Regions from separate parts of the Homo sapiens genome. Here region 1 is linked to region 2. Evidence: read pairs that join two places in POLR2A ChIA-PET (ENCODE). Cell type or tissue: GM12878. All regions are shown on one strand. Each heading gives the region's core, and the rest is flanking DNA. Links, peaks and the distances in the headings are about the cores only.

Region 1 (12,141 bases), core at 3,642-6,141, 510 kb before region 2:
TTTTGCTATCTATGTCACATACACAATTTTATCAGCATGGATAGAGAAGGGGTATAATATGGGTTAAAAGTACACTGGAGCCAGACCATCTGGATTCAAATGCTGTTTATGCCACTTATTAGGTGCATAATCTTGGGCATATTCAAGATATAACCTCTTCACACCTCAGTTTCCTCATTCTGAAAACTGAGAAAATGACAACATACTACAACTAGGGCTGTTGGGAAAATAATTGAGACATGTAAAGCATTTAGAACACTGTTTGGAACATAGTGAGAACTTAATAAGTGTTAGTTATAATTATACTACACTAACAGCCTTATCAAGTAGAATCCCTAATGAGGGGGCACAGATTGTGAGTTAAAGTATTAGCAGGTGTTTTATTATCACACTTAATCACATGGGGAGAGGAGAAAAGTAGAATCACTAATACTTGTAAGGCCTGATTTCTAGAACGAACTTTATGCCTGGGATGTGATGTTTTAGGGAGCAGGGACATGTGGAGTGTGGAGTGTGAAACCGTGCTCCAGGATAGCAGCAGCCTGGTGCAGCCTCCTGCCTCTACTTCCCAGCACACACATCCACCCTGAGCAGGTAATGTTCTCACGGACCTTGACAAACATACTTGCTCTTGTTCCTCCAGCTGAGCTGCTCTCCTCATCTCCCCTAAATATGCTGAATGCTGTCCATCCTCAAATGCTGTTTCTATCCCTGGCTCCTCAGCACCCTTCCTGTCCGTAGCTAGTCTCATATTCTGCTTTTAACTCTTTTTATGTGTAAGTTGAGAAATTCACTGTTCCAAATTTAACTTTTACCACATTATCCATGTACATGGATTATATTATATTAGGTGTGTTCACCTAACAGGTTTGTGAATTCCTTAAGGACAAAGTCATATCTTACACAAGCTTATTTTGTATCTTTTCAGCAGCCGTTCTTAACTGGGGACAATTTTGCCCCCCAGAATATATATGACAATGTCTGGAGACATTTTTGGTTGTCATGATGGGGAAGGGGAGTGCTACTGAGATCTGGTGGGTTGAGACTAGAGACCTTCCTAAATACTCAACACACAAGACAGCCTGCCCCTCTTCTCCCCATAACAAAGAATTGTCTGGTCCAAAATGTTCATTGTATTAGGGTTGAGAAATCCTGTCCAATAATACCAAGGACAGTGGGAAAATGAGATTCATTCCAATTACATGATTTTTTTCTGTAATGTCTTAATGGGCCAAGCACTAAGTTTCAACTTCCATTCCAGGGTCATGTCCACTAACCCAAGGTCCTTTCTTTTTATTAATAGCAATAATGATAACCATGAAGATAAAAGTGGATATATTTTGTTTTATATTGTTTGGGCCTTGTGGTATTTGTGCCAGCAGCAGGGACTGTTCAATTGTCATTATGAATAGAGACAATGACATCTCCTTGGCAAAGGGTAGACCACACAGGTCAGTCCCTGGCTTACACTTCATCCAGTTACATGCTCTGAAAGCCTTTTACCAGCAGGCTCATCCCACCTTACTTATCTGAATATTAATACAGCCCATCCCATGGACAGGTAGCGTCTGAGGTTACTTTTTCTGCTCTTGCCCAGGTATATCTAAGGTGACTGAAGTGGACTCCTGCATACCACCTGCTTATCTCCTTGCAGTTTTCTTTTGCCAGTCCTGCCACACTTGCCCCATCCCTGTGAATGAGGTTTATGTCTATGTTCCTAAATGAGTTCTAGTACAGCCCTATAGTTCAGGTCCTCATCCTTTATCTCTGGCTCTCAGCAAGCTTCACTGACCTGGAAATGAACCTTGCTCTCAGTATCCAAGGCATCAGCTGTGGGCCTGCTTCAACCACAATGGCCCTGCTGGCACCATAGCTCTGGAAACAACCTAACCATTAGAGAGATCTGTGCCCAAAAGAAATGAGACTATTTGGCCTCAAGATCTCCTGAGTATTAACTTTACCCCTTAAATGGTATGATTTTAACCTTTATTTTAATAATTTAGATTCACAAAAGATATGAGCAACATTACTATGATTTGGTAGGCCGGATCCTTTTGGAGTGAACCTCTATAGTCAGTACCTCTCCCCTAGTCTACTGTGGCATGCACAGCCATTTCACTGCCAAAATGGAGCCCATGCTTGGCACACATAAAATTTGAAGGAGAGGGGCATGTGCACATATTTTAAAATTTTTTAAATCACAATATATAATTATTAAAAATTAGAAAATAAAATAACTTTTGATTAGAATTATGACTAGTTTCTATCCCATTCTTAGAGCCAGACTTCATTTTAATTTTCTGTCTTCTGGTACTGTGATATGTTTCTATCACTCAAATGTGATTAAGGCTTAAGACTTCTTATGGAGTACAGAAAATAGAAGGGAATAAATGACTACTTTGAGATCACGGCAACCAATTTGGTACTTAATTTCTGTTTTGTGAGGATGGTTTTAAAAGACTCTTTACCACAACTGTATCCTGCCTAGACTTTTTCTCAAAAAAAGATCTTATAAATTTGCCAGATTTATTGAAGTAAAATATTATCCAGCAGAATATCTTCTTTCTAATCAATCTGTCCTCTGAATTGCAAAATTCACAGGACACAATTCTTCACAACTCTACCATTCAGGATAATGTCTGTTGATATGATCTTTCAAATTACCAACAGATCATCAAGGAATATACATAGCTGACTGTGTTCATTAAATCAATATGGTTTAGGGCCAAGTCATGGTAAATTGCACCTGCAGGGCTCGTAGGAGATAATAGAAGAGACTCAAGATGTTTACAACTATAATGTCTATGCACTAATCTGAAGTCAGAATTGTAAAATAAGTTTTAAAGAAAACTTATAAATTATATGAAAAAGAGGTGGGATTTCTGGAATGGCTTAATGAGGAGCTCGGCAAATCTTTTCCCCAAAGGGCAATGATAAAAGTGGGCACAGTTGTCAAAAACAACCAAATTAAGATTCTAAAAACTGATCAATGGCATATAACAAATTGAAAAGGATTTATAAAGAACACCTACTGAATCTTAGTAACAACAGTGGAATCTGTGACATCTTCCCCAGAGACTGCTCCTATCCTCTTCCCCCTCACACCTTAGGCTCCATTACCTGAAAGTCCTACCCCAGCCTCAGCAGATGAGGAAGACTATGTGGGCTGGCAGCTCACTGCCCTGCTGGAGGGGGCTGACTATATTTGGAACAGGGCATGGAAAACAGTGCCCAGGGTACTATCAGAAATAAGAGATGTCACAGTGGCAAGCAATCAGGACAGCCTAACATCAAGGCTAGCCTAGGTTTTGATACTGGTTGGAACGAGCAAACACAAAATGGCAGAGCAGCCAGAAATTTAATAAGAAAATCCAGGGAAGGAAAGAACTAAAGACAGCCTTTTAAAGATCCCCTTATCTCTAAAGGTATACAAGGCTGGGCAAATGCTTAAAGCTGTGCGTACACAGGAAAGACCAGACAGGGCTCTAGAGAACTACCTATCCTTTGCTGATTTTCCCCTAGTCATTGGGTGTCTAGTACATCAAATGATAACTGAATTCACTTATAACTATTTTCTGGAGTTACAAATCATACACTATGGGTCATCTATATCACTTCCTTTATTACACAGATGAGAAACACAAGGCCTCTGAACACTTTAAGAACAAGAGTTTCTAAAAAGTTAGTAGAAAATCAACAGAGGTTGTTTTTTTCTTGCAAATTTGTTTAAGTTCTTTGTAGATTCTGGATATTATCCCTTTGTCAGATAGATAGATTGACCCAGCAATCCCATTACTGGGTATATATCCAAAGGATTATAAATCATTCTACTATAAAGACACATGCACATGTATGTTTATTGCAGCACTATTCACAACAGCAAAGACTTGAGACCAACCCAAATGTCCATCAATGATAGACTGGATAAAGAAAATGTGGCACATATACACCATGGAATACTATGCAGCCATTAAAAAGGATGAGTTCATGTCCTTTGCAGGGACATGAAGCTGGAAACCATCATTCTCAGCAAACTAACACAGGAACAGAAAACCAAACACTGCATGTTCTCACTCATAAGTAGGAGTTGAACAATGAGAACATTTGGACACAGGGAGGGGAACATCACACACAGGGGCCTGTTGGGGGGTGGGGAGCTAGGGGAGGGAGAGCATTAGGACAAATATCTAATGTAGATGAACACGGGTTGATGGGTGCCACAAACCACCATGGCATGTGTATACCTATGTAACAAACCTGCACATTCTACACATGTACCCCAGAACTTAAAGTATTAAAAAAAAAAATCAACAGAGGTTAGTACAAATGGCCCCTGCAACTATGCCAAAATCCACTTAACTGCAAAAAGGTGGCATAAAATTAACAAACAAAAATTGGTCAGGTAAGTTAGAACTTATCTGAATACACGGTTATACATGAACTTCCTCAACCTTTGGCAGGGATGTCCAATCTTTTGACTTCCCTGGGCCACACTCGAAGAAGACAAATTATCTTGGGCCACACATAAAATACACTAACAATAGCTGATGAGCTTAGAAAAAAAAAATCACACACAAAAAAATCTCATAATGTTTTAAGAAAGTTTATGGATTTGTGTTGGGCCACATTCAAAGCTGTCCTGGGCCGCCGCATGCAGCCCACAGGCCCTGGGTTGGATAAGTTTGATAGTCTCTCTTCCTTTTCACTCCTTTTTCTCCTGTGAAGTCTTATAAAGGAAGAGACTAATATGGGTTCTCCAGAAAGTCATTCCTTGTGGGGTAAGGTGATAAACTCTACCTTGGAGAATGAGTCACACCTGTTCTGTAAATGGTCATTGCTTGTAACCAATCCTCCCACTTTCTGTTCCTCTTTTTCTCAACTCCGGATTCCTAGTTCTAGATCTTCATTTTATTTTCTTTGTGGGTGACAACCTGGCTAAAAATACTCTACTCTTTTGGCTGGGTATCTACAAGTCCCAGGGAAAACAACCATGAATAGATATAAGCTCCAGTTCCAATTGCCATCCAAAACTATTAACATTTTAATCTGTATAACACAACTTGTTTCCATAACAAAAGGCTATCCATTCATGTTCTCAAGCCCTCTTATTGTAAATTCTGCTTGTTCAAGCAAGTGATTTTAAGTTCTCTTGGAGACGACAGAACACTCCATGTAAATTAAATGCTGTTTTCCCCTAAGCTTTGTAGAATGCAGGAAGCCACTTTGGATGGGCACCAAGGAGACCTGCTCCCAAGACAACCTTTATATGTTCCTTTCCTGACAGCTCAAGCTGTCCCATCCTTGGCTGTCCCATTTGGCCCATCCGTAGCCTTTAGTCAATTTTAAACCACTAGGAAAAACAAGGACCAAATCCTTGTATTTGTACAGCTGACATCTTTGCTGCTGAGAACCTTGTGTAATCTATCCTTGTGACAAGGATAGCCAGAAACTGTAATAGTTTAAAAACATATCTGACAAATGGTCTAACAGGCAGTCAAGAAACAGTTCAAAGCAAAGAATGAAGTAGGGCTGGCTGCTGCACCGTGGAGTGAGCCCCTTCAGATGTTTTCCTTCCTTTGTTACTTGAAGACAGCATCTGGGGATAGAAGGCTGGGAATCTGGGGCAGGCGTGACAGGATGGTGTTTCGATCAAGGGATAACACCTGGGTGAAACTAATTCATCATGGAAACCTCATCTGCTCTTTCAAATTAGAAAAACATACTGAAAGATGACTGACGGCAGCGTGGTATAGATTTTGCCAACAATTACACTGGGTTTGAACGGTAGTTGCCATGTGCCTGCTCAGTGACTTCGGATGGCGTCTTTAGTCTCTGAGCATCTCTGAGTTTCCTTTATTGCACAATAGATTAAATGAGATAATTTAGGTACAATGCCTAGCATTGTTCATGCGTTCACATATGTCACCACTTCTCACTTTCTGCCTTACTGATGCCAACCAGAGACAGGTGCTAGTGATAAACACCGTCTCTATGCAGATGTAGGAATACAACTTCTTATCATAACTAATTTCTAACAACAACAACAACTACAAAAACTCCAGGACTAATTCTGCAATTTAACAACTCAAATTCTATCTTTCAGCAAGGATGAAATGATTAACTTTTACTTGACACTTTTCCTCCTGAGTCATTTCTTTGATCCAATATTTTAACAGCAGCTGAGCGACACAGCAGGATTCCATGGATCAGCCACCACCAACCACACAAAAGGCTAGGAATTATTTCAGATCAGGATGCTGCCAGAGCACAGCTCCCCAAATAAAACATTTTATAGTACAATTTTTGTTTTCAAAACTCCCTGACCAGCTCCCTTTCCTCTGCCAAGAGATGCCTGGATGTGACGGGATCCTCTTCCTACCCAAATCTGGAGCACTCTGTGATGGCACCAGGTAAAAGGTGATGCCCTGTTCAGGTTTCAGGCTGACACACCACACCTGCTGTCAAAACTACTTCACACCCTGGTGGGAAGAAGCTCCTCTCAATTCTCAGTAGTGCCCACTGCAATTATTACATGTGAGTAAATAATAAGTCACAGAAATACTGTGATGACTCACACATCAAAAAGAAAGCCCTAGTCTGGGCTTACAGGCCAGGAAGCAATCTCCAGGGGAGAATCTGATCTTGCTAGCTAAAAAGAGCAGGTAGGAAGCATAAGCCCTGCAAATACTTTTCTAATTAAATGAAGTATGTTTTTCCCTCCCCTCTTCTCTTGCCCTGTCTTCCTTCTCTCCTGTCTTGACAGATGCTCTTAGACAATCTGGGTTACATTTGTCAGCCTGAAAACAGTGCTAAGATAAAAACAGACACAAAACAAGAGGTCCTACCAGTCAAGAGCAATCAGTGCTCAGAAGCAATAATTTTGCAAAACACAGTGAAGGCAGGACTACATTTCAAGTTTCTGACTTAAAATGTAACTGCACCCCAACTATTATTTAATTACACTTTATTGCAGAAAATAGACTTTGCATCCTGAAACCCAGATCTGTATTCCAATTCAGAAAGTAAAAGAAAAATAGTAATGACCACAACAGCCAAATATAATCAGAAAATGTCGCAGAGTTCTCAGCACATAGATATCCCCCCTAACATCTCAAATATTAATTCTTCTAAAACCAACGCACCATTTGTCCTGAAGCACATAAAACGTTTTATGCTACACATTAAACTCATCATCTCTAATGCCACCCTCCCTCCACTCCCAAACAAGAGCACTCCTTCCTGTGCTTTCAAGCTTGCTGGTCCTCCAAATTAGAGTCCCTGGAGTACATCCTCCAGTGCTCTACACTTTGAATCTGTTAAGATTTTACCGCACGAATGTCTTTTAAAATTTCTTTTCTTCTCTTCATTATCCTTGCTTTGCCTTGCTTTAGTTACTCAGCTTCCTCTCAGGTGACTATTGCAGCTCATGGCTCTCCATGCAGTCACACAGTTTACCTCTAAATAATGCATCTAATCATGCCAGTCCCCGGCCTAAAACCTCCCCCAATTCCCTGTTGCATTCAATTTGGCATTTAAGGCTCGTCACAGCCCACCATCTAGCTAATTCACCTCTCTAGCTCCATCTGGCACCAACCCGCGCCTAAGCTCCAGCCCACTGAGCTGATGAATGTTCCATGAATATACTCATAGCCTTCCATAATTTAATGTACACTTATTGTTCCTGAGACGCTCTCCTCACTCTCTAGAGTTAGTCTCCCCTCTCTGTGCTCTCAACACTTTGTCCTAACCTCTAATTTTGTACTTAGTTTACATTGCAATTACATATTGTATGGGAGTGAGCCTTATTTATCTCTGTTATCACTGATGTCTATTACGGAGTTTGCTATTAGAAGAGAGAAAGACCCGCTAAAGGAAATTCTAAAGTACGTACTGCAGAAAGAAAGAAAAAAAAAAAAACGATAGCAGATGAAAACCTCGAAATGGAAGAAAGTAACAATGAGAGAAGATATTGATAAACAGATGGGAAAAGAAAAACATTGTTTAAAACTATAAGAAAAATGTGTAATTTGTGGAGGAAAAATAGAAAAGCCAGAGAGATATGTCTTTGAATTTTGGAGCATATTCAAATAGAGATTTTTTTTTTAAAGGATGCCTGTTAAAATAGCAGGAGCAGCTACTAAGGAAGCAGACAGACATAGAGCAAACAACCTCTAAACAGGTAGGGGGGACTTGGAGTGAGGAAGAAAGACTTATCAATTCAAAAGACAGCAAGATGGGTATGCGAAGGCAGACAGAGTAGTATAATGGATACTACAGACTCAGAAGCGGGGAGGTTGGGATGGGGGTGAGGGATGAAAAAATACCTGCTGAGTACAATGCACACTATTCAGGTGACAGTTACACTAAATCCAGACTGACTTCACCACTCTACAGCTCATCCATGTAGCCAAAAATACCACTTGTACTCCTAAAGCTGTTGAAACAAAACAATCTTTTATCATAAAAATAATAATAATTTAAAAAAAAACAAGAGACAGCAAGAAGAGAGGGGGAAAGAAATAGCGTTAATAAGCACCCCTATTACTCAGGAAATTACAAGCATTTTAGGAGCTCTGTGTCAGAAACTGAGGGCAGTGACCAAATATATATTTCTTATTATATCACACATGGCAATTAAGAGAAATAGACAAATCCATCACCAGAGGGAGAAACTGCAGTACAACTCTCCTAGTAATTGATAACTTCAGCAGATAAAAAAAGGTCAGTAAAAAGATTTAAATAGCATAATTAACTTTTAGATGTATAGAACATATATAGAATATTGAATACAATAATTAGTGAAATATTAACTCTGAAAACTGACTAAGCTATAAAGAAAACCTCAATAAATTGCAAAGGACTGATATACCAACATTCCCTTACAATGCAATATTAGAAATATATTTTTAAAAGATAACTAGAATGCACAAATGTGAGATTTTATACATATATATATAATCTATACTGTATATATATATAGAATAGTATTCAGCTTTAAAAAAGAAAACTCTGAGGCAGGGAGCGGTGGCTCATGCCTGTAATCCCAGCACTTTGGGAGGCTGAGGTGGGTGGATCACGAGGTCAGGAGATCGAGACCACCTGGCTAACAAGGTGAAACCCCGTCTCTACTAAAAATACAAAAAATTAGCCAGGGGCAGTGGCAGGTGACTATAGTCCCAGCTACTCGGGAGGCTGAGGCAGGAGAATGGCGTGAACCTGGGAGGCAGAGTTTGCAGTGAGCCGAGATCGCGCCACTGCACTCCATCCTGGGCGATAGAATGGCGTGAACCTGGGAGGCAGAGTTTGCAGTGAGCCAAGATTGCACCACTGCACTCCATCCTGGGTGATACAGCGAGACTCCGTCTAAAAAAAAAAAAAAGAAAGAAAAAAAAAGGAAAAAAAAAGAAAACTCTGCCACTTGTGACAACATGGATGAACATGAACATGGAGGGCATTATGTTAAGTGAATAGGCCAGGCACAGAAAGACAAATGGCATATGATCTTCCTTACAGGCATACCACAGGGATGTTGCAGGTCCAGTTTCAGACTACCATAATAAAGTGAATATCACAATAAAGTGAGTCACACAGATTTTCTGTTTCCCCAGTACCTATAAAAGTTATGTTCACATTACTGTAGTCTATTAAGTGTGCAATAACATGTCTAAAAAAAGTACATACCTTAATTAAAAATAATTTATTGCTAAAAATGCTAATGATCATCTGAGCCTTCAGTGAGTTGTAATCTTTTTGCTGGTAGAGGATCCTCAATGTTGATGACTGCTGACTGATCAGGGTGGTGGCTGAAGTTTGGGGTGGCTGTGGCAATTTCTTAAACAATAAAGTTTGCCACATTTTACCCACAGAACTTCTTTCAAAATTGGAGTCAATACTCTCAAACCCTGCTGCTGCTGCTGCATCAACTAAGTTTATGTAATATTTTAAATCCTTTGTTGTCATTTCAATAATGTTCACAGCACCTTCACCAGGGTGGACTCCATCTCAAGAAACCACTTTCTTTGCTCATCCATAAGCAGCAACTCTTCATCCCTTCAAGTTTTATCATGAGATTGCAGAAATTCAGTCATATGTTCAGCCTCTACTTTTAATTCCAGTTTTCCTGCTATTTCCACTACATCCGCAGTGACTTCCTCCACTGAAGTCTTAAACTCTTCCAAGTCATCCATGAGGATTGGAATCCACTTCTTACAATCTCCTGTTAATGTTGATATTTTGACCTCTTCCCATAAATCACGAATGTTCTTAATGGCATCTAGAATGCTGAATCCTTTCCAGAAGGATTTCAATTTACTTTGCTCAGATCCATCAGAAGAATCACTATCTATGGCAATTATAGCCTTATGAAATGAATTTCTTAAATAATAAGACTTGAAAGTTGAAATTATTCCTTGACCCAAGAGCTGCAGAATGAATGTTGCATTAGCAGACATGAAAACAAGAATCTCCTTGTACATCCCCCTCAGAGCTTTTGGGTGACCATGTGTATTGTCAATGAGCAATAATATTTTGAAAGGAATCTTCTTTTTCTGAGCAGTGAGTGTCCACAGTGGGGTTAAGTCGTTCAGTAAACCATGCTATAAACAGATGTGTTGTCATCCAGGCTATGTTGTTCCGTTTATAAAGCACAGGCAATAATAGTTTAGCATCATTCTTAAGGACCTTAGAACTTTTAGAATGGTACATGAGTATTGGCTTCAACTTAAAGTCATCAGCTGCATTAGCCCCTAACAAGAGAGTCACCCTGCCCTCTGAAGCACTGAAGCCAAGCATTGACTTCTATTCTCTAGCTATGAAAGTCCTAGATGTCATCTTCTTCCAACAGAAGCCTGTTTCATCTACATTGAAAATTTGTTGTTTAGTGTTTAATGATCTTAGCTAGATCTTCTAGATAACTTGCTGCAGCTTCTCCATGAGCACTTGCTGCGTCACTTGGTACTTTTCTGTTATGGAGATGGCTTCTTTCCTCTTACCTAATGAACCAACCTCTGCTAGCTTTCCATTTTTCTTCTGCAGCTTCTTCACCTCTCTCAGCCTTCAGAGAGTTGAAAAGAGTTAGTACCTTACTCTGGATTAGGCTTTGGCTTAAGGGAATGTTGTGACTGATTTAATCTTCTCTCTATATATTATCTATCTATCTATCTTCTATATATTCTCACTCTCTCTATATATATCTGAATCACTAAAACTTTCTCCCTATCAGCAGTAAGGCTGTTTTGCTTTCTTATCATTTGTGTGTTAACTGGAGTAGGACTTTTAATTTCCTTCAAGAACTTTTGCTTTGCATTCCTAACTTGTCTCGCTGATGCAAGAGGCCTAGCTTTTGTTTTGGCCTTTAGGCTTTCAACAAGGCTTCCTACACTTAGAGGCCATTTTAGGGTTATTAATTGGTCGAATTTAATATTGTTGTGTCTCAGGGAATAGGGAGGCCCAATGAGAGGGACAGAAGTAGAACCGTTGGTTGGTGGCATAGTCAGAACACACATAACATTTATCAATTTGCTGTCTTATATGGGCATGGTTCACAGTGCCCTAAAACAATTATAGTAGTAACATCAAAGATCACTGATCACCATACGAGATATAATAAAATTTAAAAGTTTGAAATATTGTATTACCAAAATGTGACACAGAGACATGAATTAAACACATGCTGTTGGAAATAGGTGTTGATAGACTCGCCCAATGCAGGGTTGCCATAAACCTTCAATTTATAAAAATTGCAAAACACAATAAAGTGAAGCATAATAAAATAAGGTGTGCGTGTACTAAGTTTGTAAACGTTGAGAAATGTGTCTTGAATAATAATTTCATCTCCAAAAGAGGAGGCAGCAGCTGCTGTAAAATGCTGAAACAACCCCTTCAGGAAACATTCAATCTTAAGTGCAATTGCCTTCCCTTTTTAGTTTTAAACGGAAAAGTTTCTATACAAAGCTGTTTACATAAATATTCAGCTGTTTACCTCTGCACACAAGGTAGAAAAGCAGAAACCTGATGACAATTCAGGAACACTAAACAGACACCAGCTCAAAAATGATGAAAAATTTAGGGAAAGACTCAACCATCTACCACATTAGCCTAATCCATTGGTATTTCATAAGTAATTTCTTTTTAACAGTAGAT
Region 2 (12,141 bases), core at 5,393-7,892:
TATAGATTCAATGCCATCCCCATCAAGCTACCAATGACTTTCTTCACAGAATTGGAAAAAACTGCTTTAAAGTTCATATGGAACCAAGAAAGAGCCCGCATTGCCAAGTCAATTCTAAGCCAAAAGAACAAAGCTGGAGGCATCATGCTACCTGACTTCAAACTATAATCTTTTTCTTTAAGCATAAATTGGATCATACGCTATATACTATTCTACAAATTGATTTTTTGGCCATATGTACAGCCAAATGAACATAAGAAATGAACAAAAGAATGTCCTGTATTCTTAATATGAAGATATATATTCCCTTTGGGCGGCCAAGGCGGGCGGATCATGAGGTCAGGAGGTCGAGACCATCCTGGCGAACATGGTGAAACCCTGTCTCTAGTAAAAATACAAAAAAAATTAGCCGGGCGTGGTGGCGAGCACCTGTAGTCCCAGCTATTCGGGAGGCTGAGGCAGGAGAATGGTGTGAACCCGGGAGGCGGAGCTTGCAGTGAGCAGAGATCGCGCCACTGCACTCCAGCCTGGGAGACAGAGCGAGACTCCGTCTCAAAAAAAAAAAAAAATACATATATATATATTCCCTTGATACATACTGTTACAAGGTAGAATGAGGGAAGCTTTCTGTTTTATTGGTTCCACATTACATGATTGTTTTATGTTGCTATATAATGGTGGATTTTATATTTATAAAACTAACAGTATCTTTTATAACAATTATGCTTTGTATCTACAACATGAAATAACTTTTAAAAGTACCATGGATGGAGTAGTACATTTGTTATACAGTTAGATTAATTACTAAAGTAAATGTTTAATGATGCATAACATGGATTATTAAAATATAAGTAATTCACTATAATTCCTTTTTATCACAATTACTTCCAGTTGAGAAGTTTTAACTGCTTTTGCATCTGCTCATTAGCAGAGATATTAAGGCTGTGTAAAGTAAAATGAGAAGGACTGATGGCCAGCGATGGAACCAGAGGACTTAGCTCTATATAATCAAGGCTAATTGGCTATTTTATAAATGAGATATGCCACTGTGGGTAAAGACCTGAAATTGACTTTTGATGGAAAACATGATTTTGAATGTGTTCAATGTTATTTATTTCTTTATTATACTTGTTTTAAGTTTTAATGTGTTACAGACCTCTTTATTTTTAATTACAGTGTCGAGTTATAGCAGTGCTGGATTGGGAGCTGTCAACCATTGGTCATCCTTTGTCAGACTTAGCTCATTTTTCCCTGTTCTACTTTTGGCCAAGGACAGTTCCAATGATAAATCAAGGTTCTTATAGTGAAAACTCAGGTATAAAAACATAATGTTGTCTAAATTGCTATTAATATAAAACTGTCTTTATTACTTTCATAATTAAAATATAAATCTTGCAATTTTAGATAATAGTTTTTGTTTCTTAAACATTTCTATTTTATTATGATTTTTATTTTTATTTTATTTTTTTGTTGAAGATAATTCTTTTTTTTAATTTATTTTTATTATACTTTAAGTTTTAGGGTACATGTGCACAACGTGCACGTTTTTTACACATGTATACATGGGCCATGTTGGTGTTTTTTAGATGCAAGGTCTTGCTCTGTCACCCGGGCTGGAGTACAGTGCCACAATCATAGCTCACTGAAACCTTGAACTCCTGGGCTCAAGTGATTCTCCCACTTCAGCCTTCTGAGTAGCTAGGACTACAGGCACACACCACCATGCCCAGCTAATTTTTTTATTTTTTGTAGAGATGGTGTCTCACTATGTTACCCAGGCTAGTTTTAAGCTCCTGCTGTCAAGTGATCCTCGGCCCCCGCAAAGTGCTAGGATTATAGGCATGAGCCATCGTGACTGGCCTATTTCATTTTCTTCGTTAAATTTTCTGAACTTAGCATGCCACTTTTAGTAATTTACGACCAAATATAATCCTTTGTATATAATAATCTTTTGGAAATCAAGATTTAGAACATGTTTTGTTGTAAGGGCTAATGGTTATTACATTCCGTTTTACATATGCGTCTCAGTCTCATAACATTTTGAAATATTCACCACGACATTTTAATTAAAGTTTATATTACATGCTGTTTTTATAGGGATACCATCAATGGAAGAACTGATTTCAATATATTGCCGCTGCAGGGGAATTAATTCTATTCTTCCTAACTGGAATTTCTTTCTTGCCCTTTCATATTTTAAGATGGCTGGAATAGCACAGGTAATTAATTGTTTTAAACGTGTGTTTCGCCATTATTTACCAGTGTACTGTTGACAATGTTTTCCAGTCTTCCGGGTTTTATATTCTTTATCCTTAGATCATTTGGCTTATCATAATGACAGGTATCAGACATAGGTAAAATATAAATCCAGAATTTACAGAATAGGAATTTGGCAAGGAAAAAATTTGAGTAGCAAAATGTATTATCAGTTTTTTGTATAATAAACTTACAAGATGGATGGAGGAAGAATGACATAATGTTAAAAAGGATTAGTAAGGATTAGTCATTTCCTGAATATCCAGTGTGAGAAAAAGCTAAAATCTTTTGATGATCTCTGCCTCAGACTATGAAACCATTTATTAGTTAGGGTTGATGATGAGGGAAGAATTATCTTTATACTTCCCAGAGGCTAGCACAGTATCTAGTATACAGTAACCTCTTAAAATGTTTTTGAGTAAGTAGATGAGTAAGATTTTTTTATTTTCATCGTCATATTTGTGTGATTAATTTTGAAAGATAATAGAGCATAAATTTAGGGTTTTTTTCTAATTACATTGTAATCTAAACAAATGGCTTCTTCTTTATACTAATCCAGTTTTCAGGCACTTTGAATCTTGGAGATTTAAGAAATTGAGATGCTTCATCAATAGCAAGGGGCTAGGGTTTAGAAGAAAAACAGGTAAATAAGTTTAGAAGTGAAAAATAATGGGAAAAGAAGGATTAAGGAAAATTATGATAATTTATTTTCTGTCCTCAGAGTTCATGCTATCCATGAACAACTGAAATAGTTGTGTTACATCTCATCTTGTACCCTGAGTTAATCATGTTAAAAGAATGGGTTTCTCAAAATGGGTATGTCTCTGTGTTTGACAGTTTCCACAAATAAGATACCAAATAGGCTTTAAATTTGAAATGGCTTTTCATTTCCAATAAAAGTTTGACATGGATTATGATTGACATTAAAATGTACAACATAGGCCAGGCACGGTGGCTCACGCCTGTAATCCCAGCACTTTGGGAGGCCGAGGTGGGTGGATCACCTGAGGTCAGGAGTTCGAGACCAGCCTGGCCAACATGGTGAAACCCCGTATCTACTAAAAATAAAAAATTAGCCAGGTGTGGCGGCATGTGGGCCTGTAGTCCCAGCTACTCAGGAGGCTGAGGCAGGAGAATTGCTTGAACCTGGGAGGTGGAGGTTGCACTGAGCTGAGATCATGCCACTGCACTCCAGCCTGGGCGACAGAGTGAGGCTCCATCTCAAAAAAATAATGTACAACATAAACTATATATACTGTACATGTAGTAGCTTTGGAGATGGTCATAAACATTCCAATCTAATTGGAAATATAAAATTGAATATGATGGAAGAACTATTACAGTGTTTTATTTATTACAGTGTTTTATTATATAAGGAATTATATAAAGAAGACACAGTGATGTTTGTTTTTAGGGAAGAGGAAGGAGTTTATTATGTTGAAAGTACAGAAATGGAGAATTATCAAAGAAACACTGATTAGCATTCAACTAACACTGTTTGAAAGAGACAGTTTTACCTGCATTAGGGACCCAAAAATGAGATAAAATGTTCTTAGAGATCGTCTCATTGTCTTCCTTTTGATTTTATAGTTTTTTAAATCTTATTTTTGTTTCTTTAGATTTTCCCCCATTATGAAGGAGGGTAGTGATCTTTAGAGGTGAAATAACTTGCAGACTTGGTATCTTTGGTAACTGCTGAGATCATTTGCAAGTTTGATTTGATTATAAATTAGAATTATGTTAGGATGAGAGTATGTGAACTGTATGATATGAGTATGACTCTTTAGAAGGGTGTAATTACCCCTGCATGTACATTAATATCGTCGATAGTCTGTTTTACGTCTTCATACCCTGTGAGTATAATGTCACATATAACTGAGAAACTGGAAAGATTGATTGGATTGTTGAAGGACGGTTTTCAATGAATTTTAATTGTTCTATGTTTATTTATAGGGAGTATATAGCAGATATCTTCTGGGAAATAATTCATCTGAGGATAGCTTTTTATTTGCCAATATTGTGCAACCTCTGGCAGAAACTGGACTACAACTCTCCAAACGGTAAGGAAAACAGATTCCTTGGCTAACTCAAATTAGAGCCTTTATTGGGTATGTGAAGGTTATACACTTTAGGGGAGTAGGGATTATTTTTATTGCATACACCAGGATTGCTGCTGCCAATCACAATAGATTTTTGGTAAATCTCTTCTATGCCTAAAAACAAATTGACCTAAAATATAAAGAAAATCTCCGTATTTAGGTTTAAAAGTATTTTTGTGCCACTTGATTGTGTAAATGTTTAAGGATATAGATAAAACTCTCAAGTGTTTCTTTCTAATATTTAAGTCACTTACATATATCTAATTTTAAAAATGCATTATATAAGATGATTTATTAATTTAGAAATATTGTTCTTTTCCACTGTTACATTTCATGAAGTTATATTCAGACATTTCATAAGCATCTTTGAAACCCATGTCTTCATCAGCAGAGCACTTTTTCAGGCATCGAACACACTTTGCCAGTTTCATTCCCATTGCTTACCAGATGCATGTGTGATGCTGTCCCAGAAATTCTGCTTAACCCACAAGTACCCATGGCATAATGTTAGGACAATTGCTTTTTTCCAATTTATCTTATAGATGGGTATTTGTTCTCTCTACACCATAACAATTGATTCTGTTGTGCTTCATAATGACCTTTACAGGTCTTCTTTATTTTATTTTAATTTATTTTAAGTTCCGGGATAAATGTGCAGAGCCTGCAGGTTTGTTACATAGGTATGTATGTGCCATGGTGGTTTGTTCAACTCCCGCTTACGAGTGAGAGCATGCAGTGTTTGGTTTTCTGTTCTACAGATCTAATATTCAGCAGCTATATTTGTGAGGCATATATTAATAGTAAGAATAATGATTATTTGTGTTCAATTCAACTTCTTTGCTTTTTCTTCTGGAGATTCTGACGGGTGACTTCAATAAAGATTCAAAACTAATGAAGCGGGATTTTTTGCTCCTTAGTTCAGCTAAAATCCAGGTTCTCGTCTCACAGGAAAAATTAGGCACACAGACACATTAAAGGATGAGGAGGGCCGATTTATTAAGCGAAAAGAAAGCTCTCAGCAAAGAAAGGGGGGGTCCTGCCAACAGGCGCCCACCTCACACATTGAATACCAGGCTACCACACTTGAGCTAAAGAGGCCAGGCTCCTCCCCTTGCATAAGGCGCGAATTCCCGGTGGCTCCACCCCATTCCCCCAGTGTGCAGGCAGGCCCCCAGTCCATTGTGGGCATGTCCAGACAAGACCCTGTGCCTCCTGCATCTATCACTAACATTGCTTGAGGTGATGCCAGGCCTATATGTTTTCCCCAAATAGTGCTTTAAGCATTAAAGTTAAATGTTTAAAATGGAAGTGATTCTGCATTCAGTCCATAATATGGAAGACTTTTTTAAAATATAAAATACAGCTACTCCTTCTGGGGGATGTTTTTTGGGTAGCTGAGGAAACTTCACATTATATTAGAAATATGTAATAATGATCTTTGGACATCTTTGTAACCTTTTTTTCCTTTTTTCTTTTGGCAAAGAACTTTCAGTACTGTACTACCACAGATTGATACTACTGGACAGTTGTTTGTACAGACTCGGAAAGGTCAGGAAGTTCTTATTAAGGTGAAGCATTTCATGAAACAACACATTCTTCCAGCTGAAAAGGTGAGTATTATATAAGCAGAATGTATTTCTGCTAAAGGACTATCAATGAATACTTTTGTTATTTCTGCTTATAGGAGAAGCATGGTGTCATTTTCTTTAGTCAATCCTTACCTAGATTCTTCTTCTCACCTTAGAACTAAGCCACGATAGAACAAAGGGAATGCACAGATAAGTCTGTGGCATTAAAATTAAGCCAAAGAGAATTAGTAGTTTTAACATTGGGAGCCTAACTATGTTAGAGTAAAACACTACTTTGGGGGCCTTGTCCTAAGGCAGTAAGTTTCAGCTTTTTTTTTTTTGTAAATATGGACCCCTTTGAGAATTTAATGAGAAGTGTAGACTATACAAGATGGACACACCTAGAGAATTTTACATATCATTTCAAGCTGTTCACAGATACTACCACCCCTCTTCCTATAAGCTACTATTTTAAGGCATTAAGTTTCAATAAGTTCACTGAGAGTAGAGAGGCAATATGGAACATTCATTCATTCAGTTACCAAATAATTATTGGGTACTTGATGATGCTTAGGCACCTGGAAAGCTACAGAATGTAAATAGATAATAAGACATACAGGGCTTATGCTCATGTGAAGCTTAGACTTTAGCAGGAAAGGAAGACACTAAATAAGAGATGATAAATGTTGTGAAGAAAAGATAAAAGCTTTTACAAAAATATGTAAGGGAGTTGGGGCAGGCTGTTTATATGTGGGTAGAACACTGGTGTAGAAATGCTAATGGCTTTATTCTAGTCTATCCCTGTCACAAGTTTGGTGGCCTTGTGTTAGATGGTCTTGCGTGGCCTCAGTTTTTTCCTCTACAATGTGAGTAGGTATGACTAAATATATAACACATTCTCATTTTAATCATCTATGATTCTGAGAGGTCTACAGCTAGCCTGGTAAAATCAAATAGGGAACTGAAAGAGACCAAAATCCTTTTAACAGAAATGTTCAGAGCTGATATGTGTTTGTAGGACAGTTTGTGCTGTTGCTTGAATTATATAAATAATTATTATATTTTTAGTAAATATCTGGCTTGAGATTAACTTTGCTCACAGAATAGGGTATAATTTCTTTAAAAAATACTACTTAAAGTGAGGAAATTCTTTCTAAAATAGTCACCTCTCACATGTGTTTAGTGACTGAAGTATCTTGAATATTTTCTGATCTAGTTAGTGTTTGTTCAATTCTGATTTTTAAAACTGTGAACTCTTGAGTATTAAAAAGGGAATGCAACACTTTTAGGTTAAGATAGCAGTGTGAATTCAACATTGTCCTCCCCTCCCTCAAATAAAATCCAATTTAATAAATAATAAGTTTTTTTATAAAATGGAATAAATTGGTATAAGCTTGAAAACAGAAGAGGGACATATCAGAGGAATTAAGGTTTTGAAAAGAGAATGGAAATTAGATTTGGAAAGCAGAATGGATTAGCCCCTAGAATAATCTAACAATAGAAGCCATATCTCAGAAGAAGTTTGAAAGAAGTCTGTAGCACAAGTGGTAACCATTTTCCCACAGTGGAGTCCACTGTGATTGGCTTATATAGAAAGCAAAAATGAGAAGAGGAAAAGAAATCAAGATGTTTGATTTAAGAATTACCTGCAGGTGGACGACTGCTTCGGTTGGTCTCTTATAACCTGTTATAGCAATGGTGTTTGCCCCCAGGCAGAAGGCTGCAACAGCACTCCAAAAAATGCAAATGGACCAGTGTGCTGGCTCAAGCCTGTAATCCCGGCACTGTGGGAGGGCGAGGTTGGTGGATGGCTTGAGCCCAGGAGTTTGAGACCAGCCTGGGCAACATGGCATAAACCCAATCTCTACTAAAAATACAAAAATTAGCCCGGCGTGCTGCACACCTATAGTCCCAGCTACTCGGGAGGCTGAGGTGGGAGGATTGCTTGAACCTGGGAGGCAGAGGTTGCAGGGAGCCGAGATTGCGCCACTGCACTCCAGCCTGGGCAACAGTGAGACCCTGTCTCAACAACGACAAAAAAGCAAATGATCTGTTTCAAAGAAGCCAGGGCTTCAACATGAGATTTAGTGCCCTAGAGGAGGGTCCTCCATGTTTTGGCTTTTTTTTTTTAATGGAGTCTTGCTCTGTTGCCCAGGCTGGAGTGCAGTGGCACCATCTCGGCCCACTGCAACCTCCGCCTCCTGGGTTCAAGCGATTCTTCTGCCTCAGCCTCCCAAGTAGCTGGGACTACAGGTGCCTGCCACCAAGCCTGGCTAATTTTTGTATTTTTAGTAGGGATGGAGTTTCACCATATTGGCCAGGCTGGTCTCGAACTCCTGACCTCGTGATCCGCGCACCTCAGCCTCCCAAAGTGCTGGGATTACAGGTGTGAGCCACCACGCCCGGCCTTTTTTTTTTTTTTCCTTCAAGAGACAGGGTCTTGCTGTGTCTCCAAGCTAGAGTGTGTGATGTGATGCTATCTCACTGCAGCCTCAAACTCCAGGGCTCAAGCAAACCACCCAACTCAGCCTCCTGAGTAGCTGGGATTACAGGAATATGCCACCATACCGGGCTAAATTTTACATTTTTTTGTAGAGACCTGGTCTCACTCTGTTGCCCAGAACTACTGGCTTCAAGCAATCCTCCCACCTCAGCCTCCCAGAGCGCTGGGATTACAGGTGTGAGCACCTGCACCTGAACAACTTTTCTTTTTTCGGGGGTGGGGGAGGGTGGTGGGGGGTGGTGGGGATTGGGCAGAAATCCCAGGTTGTCTGTCCTCCCTGATTACTGCCTGATTCCTACCTACTTTCTCTAAAATGAAGCCTATCTGATAGCATGCTAGTACTTGCAATCAGCCCATCATTCAGAGGAGAGGCCAGAATTGGCAGAGGAAACCAGGCAGGCTTGTTCTTTCATTGGTAAATGTGAATAAGCATATAAGAGAAACTGCAGCACAGAAGAGGTGTCACAGGTTGGGTTGTGATACTCTGCTGAACTTTGTGTCATGCAGCTATTGAAATATGTACAAAAAATTTGCAATAAAAAGAAGTGCTTTAAGATAAATAAAAAAGCAGCCTATAGCTTTAAAGGGAAGATTGCCAATGTTTTGTGTGACCAGAAAAGCCACAATCATTTGTCTTTGAAGATCCTTTAAATCTGAGACATAACCATATCTGATAATGTGAGCTTTTTCTTCTTTTAAAAAAATTGAAAAAAAAAATCGTACTGTACCAACATCTATAAAAACGTTTTATCCTGTAGAATGATAGTGAACAATACAAATCTCTGTGTAACATGTTAGAGGATGTTATTTGGAGATTATATTTGGAGAAAAGTAAATAGCTTTTTCAAAATCAAAGAGGGAAAAATCTATATAAGATTCTATCCAACATTATTATAACTAAGCTTACAAAAACCAAAACAGTCATTTCTAGAAAATAGGTTGTATCATATAATACAATACTTTAACAGCACTTGTCTTTAACCACTGAGACGCTTCATGACTTTTTCTTTATATTTTTAGATATTTTCAAATTTTCTATAGTGAGAAAACATAAGCTTCATTTAAACTATTCTAATGACCTTTTGAAACTCCTTGAATATTATAAAGTGAGAGCATAACCCTTATCTATGAAAATATTAAAAGCCAATTCTTCCAATTGGAAAATATTAAAAGCCAGTTTAAGCCAATTTAAAATGGGTAAGAAATCCTAAAAATAGCATGTAAAACAGGAACTAGCAACATAACACAGTGAGAACACACTTTTAACATAATGGTAACATTAATCATACTTTCCTGCTGAGTCTAATATACTAAGGATGAACTGTTGCTTCTTTCTAGTAGACTTCAGTTTAAAATGAAAAACATTTTGCAAAATTATTTGTAGGCTCAGATTTAAGATGCTGAACCAACCAACATACTCAAAATTAGTATCTCTGTCAGTGAGTGAGGACGCAGTATGCTACAGGTGATATTTTGGGAAGATTGACCAGGCACCAAGCATAGTTTCTGCTTTTGGCTATTAACTAATAAATTACTTTTCTTACTTTAAGAACCAAAGAAGGGTTCTTTATAATGAGGAATTTTATTTAATTTTGAGTCCTACCGTGCCACAAATAAACTTTGCAGATATCTAAATGGATAAAATTTAGAACTCAAAGTATTAAATAATACAAATTTTAAAATTATATAAACACTGGCATAATTTAATTTCTTCAAACTGTGGTCAGAGATGAGAAAAGGTGGTCAGAGATTAGAAAATGAGAAATGTACTGCATAATATATTTCTTATCAAACACAGTAGCATTGAATATTTCCAAGGCAATATGAGGGATGGAAATAATAAACAACCCCAAACAGGAAATCTTCCAATTTAACGGACTTCCTGACAGAAATGAGAAGGGCTGTTCATCCTGGTGCCTTTGAAAGAGCAGACCTTTGCCTTCTTGAGGTTTTCATTAAATACTGCAATACTCTAGACTAGCCATGCTTCAATGAAAGGAACATTTTAGTACATTGTTATATGAGTGTAAATTGATAGAATGATTTGGAAAATAATTTGATAATATGGGTTAAGAGTTTTGACAATGTTTGTAAGTAATACCACTAGCCTAAGTGTAGAAACATACAGAGATACTATAATAGCAAAATATTGGAAAATGCTGTTATACTCCAATATTTTTGTTCTATATTCTTTTAGTTGTACAAATTAGTGATTGTTATTGTTTTATGTGGCTTTTTTTTTTTTTTTTTTGAGACAGAGTCTCATTCTGTCACCCAGGCTGCAGTGGGGTGGGGCAATCTCGGCTCACTGCAACCTCTGCTTCCTGGGTTCAAGTGATTCTCCCGCCTCAGCCTCCTGAGTAGCTGGGACTATAGCCATGTGCCACCACACTCAGCTAATTTTTGTGTATTTTGGTAAAGACAGGGTTTCATTATGTTTCATTTGGTAAAGACAGGTAGGCCAGGCTAGTGTCAAATTTCTGACCTCAAGTAATCTGCCCACCTTGGCCTCCCAAAATGCTGGGATTATAGTTTCAAATTTTAAGTTTACCTACCTATTTATCATTTTATTTATTTACTATTCCTTCTTGCAACTCAGATGTTTCTTCTAGGTCAAGTTCCTTTAGTGTGAATGTGCGAGTAAACTTTTCCCTTTCCTTTGTTTATCTTTTTTGTTGTTGTTTTCCTTTTTTCTTGCTGGGGAGAGGTGGCAATGACTTTACTTATTGTTAATACCTTTATTTTGCCCTAGTTCGTGAAAGATAGTTTCATTGCATATAGAATTTTACAATGACAGTTATTTTCTCTCAGCAATTGAAGCTATTATCCCAGTGATTTCTGGCTTCATTTGTTGCTTTGAGAAGTCAGCTCTCAATCTTAACTGTTGTTTAATTATCAGTAATCTTTCTTTTTTCCCCTCTTCTTTCTCTTTTTCAGATTATGAGACTGATGCACTGCCCTACTGCGCTAAGGAGGCAACCTCCTCTTTCTAAGAGCTTTTCTTTCTCTTTAATGTTCTGTAGTTTTACTATGCTCTGGCTTCATTGGCTTTCCGAATTTGAGGATTGCTGTCTTATCAGTTCCGAAAACTTTTAAGAGTAATTTTTCCAAATATTGCCTCTCTCTTTATTCTTTATGTCTGGGACTCCAATTAGACTTGTGTTAGAACTTCTTTTTGAATTCATTATATTCCTTTACCACTCATATTTGCCTTCTTTTGAGTTTCTGTGCATCATTCTGAGTAATTTCTTCAGGTCTTTCTTCCAATTTATGATTTGTTTTTTCAGCTGTTATCTAATCTATTTTTCAACATCCACAGAGTAACTGTTTTCAAATTTTGGAGTGTGTGAGAATTGCTTAAGCTAGTAAAGGACACAGAAGTGCAGGTTCATTGAAGTAGGACAAAGCTTAGGCCCCCATATTTTTATCAAGTTCCCCAGGAGATTCTGAGAGCCACCAAAATTTGGGAATCACTGCCATAGAGTTTTTAAGTTTCATCTCTATGGTTTTCCTTTCCTTAGATTTTATTCAATTCTTTTTCAAATGTGCCTGGTCACTTTTGATAGTCCTTTGTTATACTTTTAATTTCTTCCTTTATTCTTGAAATCTATTAAACACAAATAGTTTATGTCCTGTGACTGATCATTACTCTATTTATAGTCTTTGGGAAGTGCAATTCCATCTTGGTGAATGATTGTTTTTGCTAACTCTTACT

Evidence for each region. ChIA-PET counts read pairs that join two places held together with the same protein. Peaks named below come from ENCODE experiments on the same cell type or tissue, not always from the same donor. Only the 100,000 strongest peaks of a DNase experiment are listed, where the experiment ranks them.
Region 1: POLR2A ChIA-PET joins it to region 2 with 5 read pairs; 1 of 35 experiments calls an interaction of 5 or more read pairs at or near these places.

What each region holds. Positions count from the first base shown.
Region 1 is chr3:133,130,934-133,143,074 of GRCh38, reverse strand. The region is part of intron 2 of TMEM108 (transmembrane protein 108); the gene reads right to left. Among named protein-coding and RNA genes, the nearest start is that of TMEM108, 99 kb to the right of the region's middle. In GM12878, for the core only: no CTCF peak of the experiment used is centred there; a DNase peak (open chromatin) is centred at 4,894; H3K27ac peaks cover 506 bases.
Region 2 is chr3:132,620,515-132,632,655 of GRCh38, reverse strand. It overlaps ACAD11 (acyl-CoA dehydrogenase family member 11), which reads left to right. Exons shown (of 20, transcript NM_032169.5): 6 at 1,177-1,315; 7 at 2,098-2,219; 8 at 4,210-4,316; 9 at 5,839-5,965. It overlaps NPHP3-ACAD11 (NPHP3-ACAD11 readthrough (NMD candidate)), which reads left to right. Exons shown (of 45, transcript NR_037804.1): 31 at 1,177-1,315; 32 at 2,098-2,219; 33 at 4,210-4,316; 34 at 5,839-5,965; 35 at 11,364-11,524. Among named protein-coding and RNA genes, the nearest start is that of ACKR4, 29 kb to the right of the region's middle. RefSeq lists enhancers at 1,543-2,742, 4,980-5,479, 5,480-5,981 and a silencer at 6,897-6,946. In GM12878, for the core only: no CTCF peak of the experiment used is centred there; a DNase peak (open chromatin) is centred at 6,865; H3K27ac peaks cover 790 bases.